2 separate regions of the Homo sapiens genome follow, and region 2 is linked to region 1. The links are chromatin contacts, found by Hi-C or POLR2A ChIA-PET in ENCODE. All regions are on one chromosome and are shown on one strand. Each heading gives the region's core, a stretch centred on a gene start or an enhancer-like site at or near the end of the contact. The rest is flanking DNA. Distances are from core to core; before and after follow the strand shown. Region 1 holds the start of ZNF383 (zinc finger protein 383). Region 2 holds the start of ZNF573 (zinc finger protein 573).

Region 1 (5,549 bases), core at 1-2,500:
GACCAACACGGAGAAACCCCGTCTCTACTGAAAATACAAAATTAGCAGGGCGTGGTGACACACGCCTGTAATCCCAGCTACTAGGAAGGCTGAGGCAGGAGAATTGCTTGAACCGGGGAGGCGGAGGTTGCGGTGAGCCGAGATTGCGCCATTGCACTCCAGCCTGGGCAACAACAGCGAAACTCCGCCTTAAAACAAAACAAAACAAAAACAGAGAAGTGTAGGCTGTCATGAGCATTCTTGGTATCAGAGGGGTGAGGTCTCTCCTCTCGAGAATCTGTCCTGACCTCACAGGGAGAGCTGGAGTCACAAAGACAGTCACAAGCACCCCCTACCCAATGCTGCAGTCACCCAGCCACCATGGGGACCCACATAGACCTCCACAGGCACGCCTCACCCAAACAATAACACTATATATGGTCACACAATCATTGTCCCACATCTACCTTGAGGATAAGTTACACTAGCATATTTACAGACCCCTCAAACATAGCACCATTCAGAACCAGAGTGCTACAGATAGTCACAATACCACACGCACTACTGAGCCACACAAAGTTACAGTTCCCCCCTCCCCAGGACCCCTATTGAGCACTACACACAATCACACATTCAAAATAACACAATGACCACTAGGACACACATATCACCCCGGCACGATTACACGCACTTTCCAACCGCAGACACAGTGCTACATAAAGTTACATGGTCACACTCTCACATTCTCACGTTACTGGGTTATTTCTGGGTAGTAGATTTACTCAGTAAGGCATCCAGTACACTTAAGTGCTGCTAACAGTCATACAAACACAATTACACACACCCCTCAGACTAACACACAGTCACAGCCTCATCAGATTCTCTCCACACAAACACCCTCCACAAATGTCACGCAAAGTTACACAGCCACACACAATCACAGTCCCAACACGGGACACAGTCATACCTACACATACAGCCTTACATTGTTACAATTACACAACTACAACGAGGATATACAATCACACCCGCGCACACAGAGAGGCACAGTCACATAAGGTCACACTCACACACGGAAGCCCACGCCTCGCGCCCGCCTCCCCACCACCCCCTCTATCAGCCCGACCAACTCATACATGCCCGACACACTCATACATGCCCAACACTCCAGACCAGCCTGGTCAGTCCCTTCAAACTCCCATGCACGTACCTGCGGGCCCCAGCCGAGCCTGCAAGACCCAGGCCGCTCACCGCGCACTTCCCCTACCCTTGAGGCGGAGGGTCCAGCAGGCAAATGAAGGGGCTGCCCTGGACTCGCGGGGGCCTCTGGGAAATACAGTCCGGAGTAGGACCGCGCCGAGAAGATGGCGCCTGTTTTTTCGGGTTCTTGCAGCTGCACAGCTCGGGGACATCCCTGCTCCGCACTCCGAACCGCTACCCCGCGTCTCCGTGATCCAGACACAGGCTCAGAGTGAAACTGCCGTAGGACGCTGGCCCTGCACGCTGAAGACAATCTTCCTCCATGGTACCGGCCAACCCCAGGGAGTTCCCTGAGAAACAGGAAAAGGTCGCCAGCTTCGGGCCAGATGTTGACTAGAGCCGCAAGGATTTTTGGGAACTGTAGTCTAGAGCAGGAAGGGGTGAGGCGCTGGGGCAAGTGGAAGGAGGTCGCTTAAATGACTTCCTGCCCCAAGCCGACTCAGTGCAGAACGCACCCAGGACCCCGGACTGTACTAGGCGTTATAACGCTCTCTGAGAATGCTAGACTGACTAAATCGTCATTTTTGCCTTCATCCGTGGATAAGCCACATACTGTATGACTGCATTTATAGGAAATATTTAAAATAGTCAAATCTACGGAAAAGGAGTAAGTTAGAGTTTTTTAGGACTAGCAGGATTAGGGGGAACTGTGAGTGATTGGTAATAGCTAAAGGGTTCATTTTTGGGGTAATGCAAAGCTTCTTGAATTAGATAATGATGTTTGCACAACTCTGAATACACTAAAAGTGACTGAATGGTACACCATAAACGAGCTAATGTTATAGTTTGTAAATTATATTTGTGTGCATGTTTTTTAAAAATCAACTTTACTGAAGAATAATTTAGATACAATAAAATGCACTCATTTTAAGTGAACTGTTCGGTAAGCTTCAACGCATGTCTAAACCCTTGTCACCACCATCGTAATCAGGATATAGAATATTTTTTAAAATTAAAAAATTTTTAAGCATTTTAGTTAAATTTTTGTGGGTACATAGTAGTTGTATATGGGGTACATGAGATGTTTTGATACAGGCATGCAATGCGTAAGAATCATATCATGTAAAATAGGGTGTCTATCCCCTCAAGCATTTATCCTTAGTGTTACTGGATATAGAATTTTTTTTTTTTTTTTTTTGAGTTGGAGTCTAGCTGTCACCCAGGCTGGACTGCAGTGGCGAGATCTCGGCTCACTGCAAGTTCCGCCTCCCGGGTTCAAGCGATTCTCCTGCCTCAGCCTTCCGAGTAGCTGGTATTACAGGTGCCCGCCACCATGCCTGGCTAATTTTTGTATTTTTAGTAGAGACAGGGTTCGAGCTCACAGGCTGGTCTCGAACTCCCGACCTCGAACTTCTGACTTCGTGATCCGCTCGCCTCGGCCTCCCAAAGTGCTGAGATTACAAGCGTGAGCCACCGCGCCCGGCGGATATAGAATATTTTTATTCACCGCCCTCTGCCCCCCACATTGTTAAGTCAATCCCCACCTCCCAAACCCCACATCAGGCATCTATTGACTATTCTAAGGAATGAGCAGTAGTATCAAATTATGTTTTTAATTTGCATTTCCTGATGTCAATGAACTTAGCATACTTTCATATACTTATTTGCCATTCTTTTATCTTCTTTTGTGACATCTATTGAAAATATTCGGCTGGGCGCAGTGGCTCACGCCTGTAATCCTAGCACTTTGGGAGGCTGAGGCGGGCAGATCACCTGAGGTTGGGAGTTCGAGACCACCCTGACCAACGTGGAGAAACACCGTCTCTACTAAAAATACGAAATTGGCCAGGCGTGGCGGTGCATGCCTGTAATCCCTGCAGGAGAATCACTTGAACCCGGGAGGCAGAGGTTGCTGTGAGCTGAGATCACACTGTTGCACTCCAGCTAGGGCAACAAGAGCAAAACTGCATCTCAAAAAATAATAATAAATAAATAAATAAATAAAATTTTCTTATTTTAAAATTGGTTATTATTGAGTTGTAACAATTCTTTATATGTTTGGGTAAAAGTCCTTTGCCAAATATACATATTGCAAATTGCAAATATTCTCTCCCTGCCTGGGGCTTACCTTCTCAGTTTTTTTTTTTTTTTTTTTTTGAGACAGGGTCTTGCTCTGTTGCCTAGTCTGGAGTGCAGTGGTGTTAACATAGCTCACCACAGCCTTGACCTCCTGGGTTTAGTCGATCCTCCTGAGTAGCTGGGACTGCAGGTGTGCACCACCACCCCCAACTAATTTTCTTGTGTTTTGTGGAGATGGGGTCTCACTGTGTTATTACAGGTGTGAGTCACTGTGCCCAGCCCTCAGTTTCTTCATGATGTCTTTCAAAAAGCAGTTTTTACTTCTGATGAAATCCAATTTCTCATCTTTAAAATGTGCTTCATGCTTTCTGGTCTTTCTAACAATCTTTGACTCCTCTAGTGTTGTGAAGAATTTCTCCTATGTTTTATTCTAAAGGTTGTATAGTTTTAGTTTTTATTTTTGGTCTATCATCCACTTGAAGTTAGTTTTTGTGTATGTGAGGTAATGTTCAAAGTTATTATTTTCCAGATGGAAATTCAGTTGTTCTAACATCACATGTTAACAAAACTATCATTTTCCTCTTGAATGACCTCAACATCTAAAGTAGGCAGGATAATGTTCCCCCCAAAATACCCACATGCTAGTTCCTGGGACTTGTGAATATGCTATGTTACATGGCAAGTGGAATTAAATTAACAGGTAGAATTAAAGTTGCTAATCGGCTGACCTTAACATAGGGGAATTATACTGGATTGTCCAGTTAGACCCAATGTAATCACATGGGGTCTGAAATGAGGAAGAAGGCATAAAGTCAGTGTTGGAATTGTGTGCTGTGAGAAACACACGACCAGCCATTATTGGGTGTAAAGATGAAAGGAGCCCATGAGCTGAGGAATGCAGGCAGCTTCTCCAACTTGGAAAATGAAAAAAAACAAATTCTCCAGAGCCTCCAGAAAGGAATGCAGCTTGCAAACTTTTGATTTTAGAGCAGAAAAAACTCATTTCTTTTTTTTAATTTTTAATTTATTTTTTTAATTTTTATTTATTTATTTTGAGATGGGGTCTCCCTCTGTTGCCCAAGCTGGAGTGCAGTGGTGGGATCTCGGCTCACTGCAACGTCTGCCTCCTGGGTTCAAGTGATTCTCCTGCCTCAGCCTCCCTAGTAGCTGAGATTACAGGCACCCACCACCATGCCCGGCTAATTTTTCTTTCCTTTTTTTTTTTTTTTTTTTTTTTTTTTTTAAGTAGAGACAGGGTTTCATCATGTTGGCTAGGCTGGTCTTGAACTCCTGACCTCAAGTGATCTGCCTGCCTTGGCCTCCCGAAGTACTGGGATTACAGGTGTGAGCCACTGCACCCAGCATTTTTTTTTTTTTTTTTTTTTTTTAGAGACAAGGTCTTGCTCTGTCTCCCAGGCTGGAATGCAGAGGTATGATCACAGCTCACTGCAGCCTCATACTCCTGGACTTAAGCATCCTTCCGCCTAGGCCTTCTGAGTAGCTGGGACTATTGGTGTACACCACCACACCTGGCTAATTGAAAAAAAAATTTATAGAGAGAGGGTTTAGTTATGTTGCCCAGTCTAGTTTCAAACTCCGGGCCTCAAGTAATCCTCCCACCGAGGCCTCCCAAAGTGCTGGGATTACAGGCATGAGCCACCACAACAGCTGTGTCATCCCAACCCCTCTCTGGGCTTGATCACATAAAGAAGGCTTGCATTCCTCAGATAAAAGCCATTTATTTTCTTTTTCAACACTATGCGGAGTGAGATAAGCCAGACCAAAAGGACAAATATTGTATGAATCCACTTATATGAGGTGCCTAGAATAGGTGTATTCATAGAGACAGAAAGTAGAATTGAAGTTACATGAAGTTATATGAGGTACATGATAAAGCCTCTATACTTAAAACAGTGTGCTATTTGTGTGTGGTTAGAGAGACAGACAAAGGGAGGAGGATGGGAAATGGAGAAATAAACATCCATGGCCGGGCGCGGTGGCTCACGCCCAGCCCTTTGGGTGGCCGAGGTGGGTGGATCACCTGAGGTCAGGAGTTCGAGACCAGCCTGGCCAACATGATGAAACCCCATCTCTACTAAAAATACAAAAAATAAGCTGGGCATGGTGGCATGCGCCTGTCATCCCAGCTACTCAGGAGGCTGAGGCAGGAGAATTGCTTGAACCTGGGAGGCGGAGGTTGCAGTGAGCCGAGATTAAGCCACTGCACTCCAGCCTGGGCAACAGGAGCAAAACTCCGTCTCAAAAAAAGAAAGAAAGAAAGAAATTAACAT
Region 2 (5,549 bases), core at 2,076-4,575, 560 kb before region 1:
TATTTTTTTGTATTTAGTAGAGATGGGGTTTCACCATGTTAGTCAGGCTGGTCTTAAACTCCTGACCTCAGGTGATCCACCTGCCTCAGCCTCCCAAAGTGCTGGGATTACAGGCGTGCGCCACGGTGCCCTGATATTTCCTGTGTACAGTGGTGTAGCCAGGGTGCAAAGCCGCTTCCTAATGATTCTGTGATCTAAATATTATATCTTCTTGCTTCCCTTTAAGATATGTTCATTCCTCCATACAATTAAACAATCTCAATTACTCTTGAGGGAGCATAAAATCCTCATTGTCTAATCATGGGTCCTTCCAAATTATTTGTTGGCTTGTGTTTAAAATATGAAAAAGATAATGTCGATTTTGTTTTATTCTTACTGCTTAACCTGAACAAAATGTCATAGATACCTCCTGGCCTGTTGCTCAGCCAAGGAGAGTCACTTGAATAATGAACAAGACTGGAGGGAAACCACATTGATAATTTATCATTACACCGTCATCACATACATGGAACTCATCAATGATGCTTACAAAAAAATTGGGTCATTTGTGGAAAAGTGTAAAGAGAATATAGGAGATGTCTCAACTGAAGACAAAAAGCTACAGAAAATAATTGCAAAAAAAAAAAAGTGTTAAGATGTGAACACAAATTCAGAGATTCAGAAGCACAAAGTGCTAAGTTAAGGGAAAAAAAGAGTTATCAATACTTTCTTCCTTATGGAGAACAGGATGAATTCTTAAAAGGGCAAGTAATTGTGAGTCTGATATATCTGAAGATAATTAGTATTTCTAATGTTGTAAATGGTTGTGAATTTATAGTCACTATTCCTATTTCCTTTAGACTAGTGACCGTGACTTTGATCAACAGAAACACACCGGGTTAGTACTGTTATCTATGTCTCTCATCATACTATGTGTTAAAATAAGTCGATCAATTTTTGTCTTGTATTTGTTTTCATTTCACTTTATTTTAGTTTCTCTGGAACAGGGTCTCACTCTGTCGCCCAGGCTAGAAGTGCAGTGACACGATCACAGCTCACTGCAGCCTCGACTTCTCCAGGCTCAGGTGATCCTCCTGCCTCAGCCTCCCAAGTAGTGGGGACTACAGGCATGAGCCACCCCGCCTGGCTAATTTTTGTATTTTTTTGTAGAGACAGCGTTTTGATGTGTTGCTCAGGCTGGGCTCAAACTCCTGGACTCAAGCGATCTCTGTCTTGGCCTCACAAAGTACTGGGATGACAGGCATGCACCATGGCCCGAGGTCTGTTTTAATTTTATTAATTGGCTGATTCATTCAGACACATAATTATCAAGTAAAATCTCACTATTTCCTTAGCATTTCCCTTCAATTTAGCTTAGAAAATCTATTCCTAAGTTAATTTTTTAAAACATATACAATTAGCCAGGTGTGGTGGCACATGCCTGTAATCCCAGCTACTTGGGAGGCTGAGGCAGGAGAAGCACTTGAACCCGGGAGGCAGGAGAAGCACTTGAACCCGGGAGACAGAGATTGCAGTGAGCCGAGATCGCGCCACTGCACTCCAGCCTGGGCAACAGAGCGAGACTCCATCTCAAAAAAAAAAAAAAAGGTTTTCTCCAGATCATTTTTACATTTAATTATTCAGTCTGTTTTGACTATACCTTTAAGAATTAAGTAAATATAACTTTACTTCTACACACTATTAGTCAATGTACCTAACACAATTTATTGAATAAACCAGTCCATTCACAACAACATCAAAAGTACGTACATTTCCCAATGTAAATTAATACAGCCATGATGGAAAATAATATGGAGATTCATCAGAAACTAAAAATAGAATTACTATATGTTCCAGCAACCCCACCGGTGGGTGTATAGCTAAAGGAATTGAAATCAGCATGCTGAAGAGATAACTGCACTACCATTCACTGCAGCATTATTCTGCATTGGATACGGAAGCAACCTAGGTGTCCAGCATGTTATAAGTGGATAAAGAAAATGTTACATATTATATATATTATGTATATAACCTTATACACATATATATATGTATATATAAAGGAATACTATTCACTTTTTAAGAAGAGGAAAATCGGCCGGGCACAGTGGCTCGCGCCTGTAAATGCAGCATTTTGTGAGGCCAAGGTGGGTGGATCACCTGAGGTCAGGAGTTCGAGACCAGCCAGATCAACATGGTGAAACCCTGTCACTGCTAAAAATACAAAAATTAGCCGACGTGGTGGCGCATGCCTATAATCCCAGCTACTTGGGAGGCTGAGACACAAGAATCGCTTGAACAGGGGAGGCAGAGGTTGCAGTGAGCTGAGACTGTGCCACTGCACTCCAGCCTGGGTGACAAGAGCGAAACTCCGTTTCAAAAAATAATAATAAGTAAATAGATTTTTAAAAAATAAATAAAAAATAAAAATAAAACAAGGAAAATTCTGTCATCTGTGACAACATGGATAAACCAGGAGGACATTATGCTAAGTGAGAGAAGCCAGTAACAGAAAGATAAATACCAAATACCACATAAGTGGTATTTGTGGAATCTAAAAAAGTCTAACTCTTAAGAGGCAAAGAATGGTGTTTACCAGAGACTGAAAAATGGGGAAAAGGGAGATGTTAATTAAAACAGTACAAAATTTCAGTTAGTCAGGAGAAATAAACTTTGTTAATCGATTGCATAGAATAGCAACTACATAAATAATGTGTTGCATGTTTCAAAATTGCTAAAAGTAGATTTTAAATGTTTTCACCACAAAAAAGTGAGGTGATGGATTTAATTAGCTTGATTTAATCATTTCGCATTGTAAACATAGATCAAAACAGCATATTGTACCCTATCAGTATATAAAACATACAATTATTATTTGTCCATTTTTAAAAAGTTACTTTTCTCATACCTTATAACAAGACTGGACTTCCTCAGGGGACACAGAGCAGAGTCCCCGCCCTCGGGAGCTCATAACCGATCCCCCACGCTCGCCCTCGCGGCCACACTTTGAAAGCCCTCCCCTACCGGCTCTACACTCAAACAGCCCGAGGCTTCGGGCAGCCTCGAGTTCGGATTCCACTTCTCAGCCTTCTGGGGTCACTGAAACCCTCAGAACTCCGAGGACAAGTCGGACACGCCTTCGCCTCAGCCATCTTCGCCAGCGCAATAAGTCTCTGTGTCTTCACACTCCTGGTAGAGGGAAAACTAAAACCTCCGGGAGCCAGCGTCCGGCGGTGCCTGCAATCTAACCGGGATTTGGGGTTCCGAGCCACTTTTCCCACAAGCCACCGCGGTCATGGAGCTTTAGGCTTAAACTACATTTCCCAGAGGGCAACGGGAACACCCAATCTATGGCTTCCCTTCCGTTTTCGCGTGGTTCTTTTGCAAGGTGGGTTGAACTCATTTCAGTATATAACAGGCACAGAGTACTCGCAGGGAGGGCTCTGGGCAATCAAGTTACGTTGGAGCCCAACCTAAACCAGCCGGGGTGGTGGAGGAAGCCCTTTAACCGTGGAAGCCTCTAGTGTGGACGGCCAGTTGTTATCGGAATCTCAGGCCCGTGGGTGCATGAACAGCAGAGGAGGGTATTTGAGTGCGCACGTGAGAGAATGTTGTATATGTCAGATGGGGAATGTTTGAGAGTGTGTGACAGAGAAACTGCGTGTGAGAGGCTGGGATGTGCCTCCTTGACGGTGGGTGCGGTTGTGAGGCTGTGACAGGTGAGTGAGTGGCTGTGCTTGCGTGACGGGGATATGAGGTGCTTGTCCTTTTCATGTACGTTGATTGCGGTGGCACTGCGGTGTCACTTTGAGTCTTGGCTGTAGGTTCCCGGCTGCTGCTTCTCTCCTCCCTCCTCACAGCTGCTTGCGGCTGACACACACAAAAAATGTCTGCAAGAGGGAAGTTGGATACTGAACTCTACATCAAGTTTTCCAGCAAGAAGGCATTGACTTGCTGTGAGATTGGAAACGCCTGGGAGGTTATTTCTTTGTGAGCTCTGAGAGCGAGCTACCTGTCTCAGAACCTCGTCTTTCCCAGAGCTCTGACCCCAGGAACCTGCTGTGAACTCATACCCAGATTCCAGCCTCTCTCCTACCTCCATGTGTTAAAGTGTGTGAACAGGGAAGGCGTGGAGGGTATTGTGTAAGGAGGCATTCCGTGCTTCAAGGAAAGGCCTGATAACTCATGATTTTTTTCTCCCTCCCTGGTCCTGCTATTCCTCAAAAGGACTCTAATGAGGAGGAAAAAAATTCTTTCACATCTAAAACTCAATGTTTAGGCTAGTTGGCTTTTTTCTTTCCTAAGGTTACTGGTTTTAGAGTATGTTTTACTTCATCTGAAATGTGTCTGAATGTCCTAATACCAATCTGCTTTCTTTCCAGTAGATGTTGGGAGCCATTGAGCTGAATCTCATTAACGTTCTCATATTTGGCCGGGTGTGGTGGCTCACGCCTGTAATCGCACCATTTTAGGAGGCCAAGGCGGACGGATCACTTGAGGTCAGGAGTTCGAGACCAGCCTGGCCAACATGACGAAACCCCATCACTACTAAAAATACAAAAATTAGTCTGGCGTGATGGTGCATGCTTGTAATCCCACCATCTTGGCCAGGCTGGTCTCGAACTCCTGACCTCATGATCCACCCGCCTCGGCCTCCCAAAGTGCTGGGATTACAGGCGTGAGCCACCGCACCCAGCCTTATGTGGATTATTTTACTTCATCTTCAGACTATTTTATATGCTAAATGACATTTTCTCCCAATTTACCAATGAGACTTTAAGACACATTTTATTAAGTATCAGAGCTTAAATCTGAAAGTCATATCCTAAAAGACTAACAACAGAATTTGTATTAGTTACTTCAAGAGACCACCTCTTAAATATTACTTTTTTTTTTTTTTTTTTTTTGAGACAGAGTCTCGCTCTGTCGCCCAGGCTGGAGTGCAGTGGTGCGATCTCGGCTCACTTGCAAGCTCTGCCTCCCGGGTTCAGGCCATTCTCCTGCCTCAGCCTCTCCGAGTAGCTGGGACTACAGGCGCCCGCCACCACGCCCGGCTAATTTTTTGTATTTTTATTAGAGACTGGGTTTCACCGTGGTCTCAGTCTCCTGACCTCGTGATCTGCCCGCCTCGGCCTCCCAAAGTGCTGGGATTACAAGCATGAGCCACCACGACCGGCTTTTTTTTTTTTTTTTATGACAAAGGCTTGCTCTATGGCCAGGCTGGAGTGCAGTGGCGCAGTCTCGGTTCACTGCAACCTCTGCCTCCTGAGTTCAAGCAATTCCCCTGCCTCAGCCTCCTGAGATCCATTATATCATTATTATGTCTTTGCATCCTCATAGCTTAGCTTCCACTCATAAATGAGAACATGTAATGTTTGGTTTTCCATTCCTGAGTTACTTCACTTAGAATAATGGTCTCCAACTCCATTCAGGTTGCATCCAATGCTGTTATTTCATTCCTTTTTATGGCTGAGTAGTATTCCATAGTGTATATATATGTGTACGTACACCAAATTTTCTTTATCCACTTGTTGATGGGCATTTAGGCTGTTGCCATATTTTTGCAATTG

The links. A loop is a pair of places that touch in the nucleus more often than their neighbours do. ChIA-PET counts read pairs that join two places held with the same protein, here RNA polymerase II (POLR2A). Pooled maps may share reads with other maps.
Region 2: a loop to region 1 is called in a map of CD4-positive, alpha-beta T cell, with 3 times the contacts of the local background. The contact joins the promoter of ZNF573 here to the promoter of ZNF383 in region 1. A Hi-C loop is called at or near these places in 3 of 168 maps with a recorded cell type or tissue (CD4-positive, alpha-beta T cell, HCT116 and naive thymus-derived CD4-positive, alpha-beta T cell), 9 of 37 single-sample maps with no recorded cell type and 15 of 50 pooled maps. POLR2A ChIA-PET finds 5 or more read pairs at or near these places in 5 of 52 experiments (B cell, CD4-positive, alpha-beta memory T cell, HCT116 and 2 more).

What each region holds. Positions count from the first base shown.
Region 1 is chr19:37,213,915-37,219,463 of GRCh38, reverse strand. It overlaps ZNF383 (zinc finger protein 383), which reads right to left and starts at 1,250. Exons shown (of 6, transcript NM_001387601.1): 1 at 1,190-1,250. RefSeq lists an enhancer at 1,135-1,624.
Region 2 is chr19:37,777,362-37,782,910 of GRCh38, reverse strand. It overlaps ZNF573 (zinc finger protein 573), which reads left to right and starts at 3,325. Exons shown (of 5, transcript NM_001172690.2): 1 at 3,325-3,367. RefSeq lists enhancers at 2,511-3,173, 3,032-3,381, 3,088-3,382, 3,174-3,837.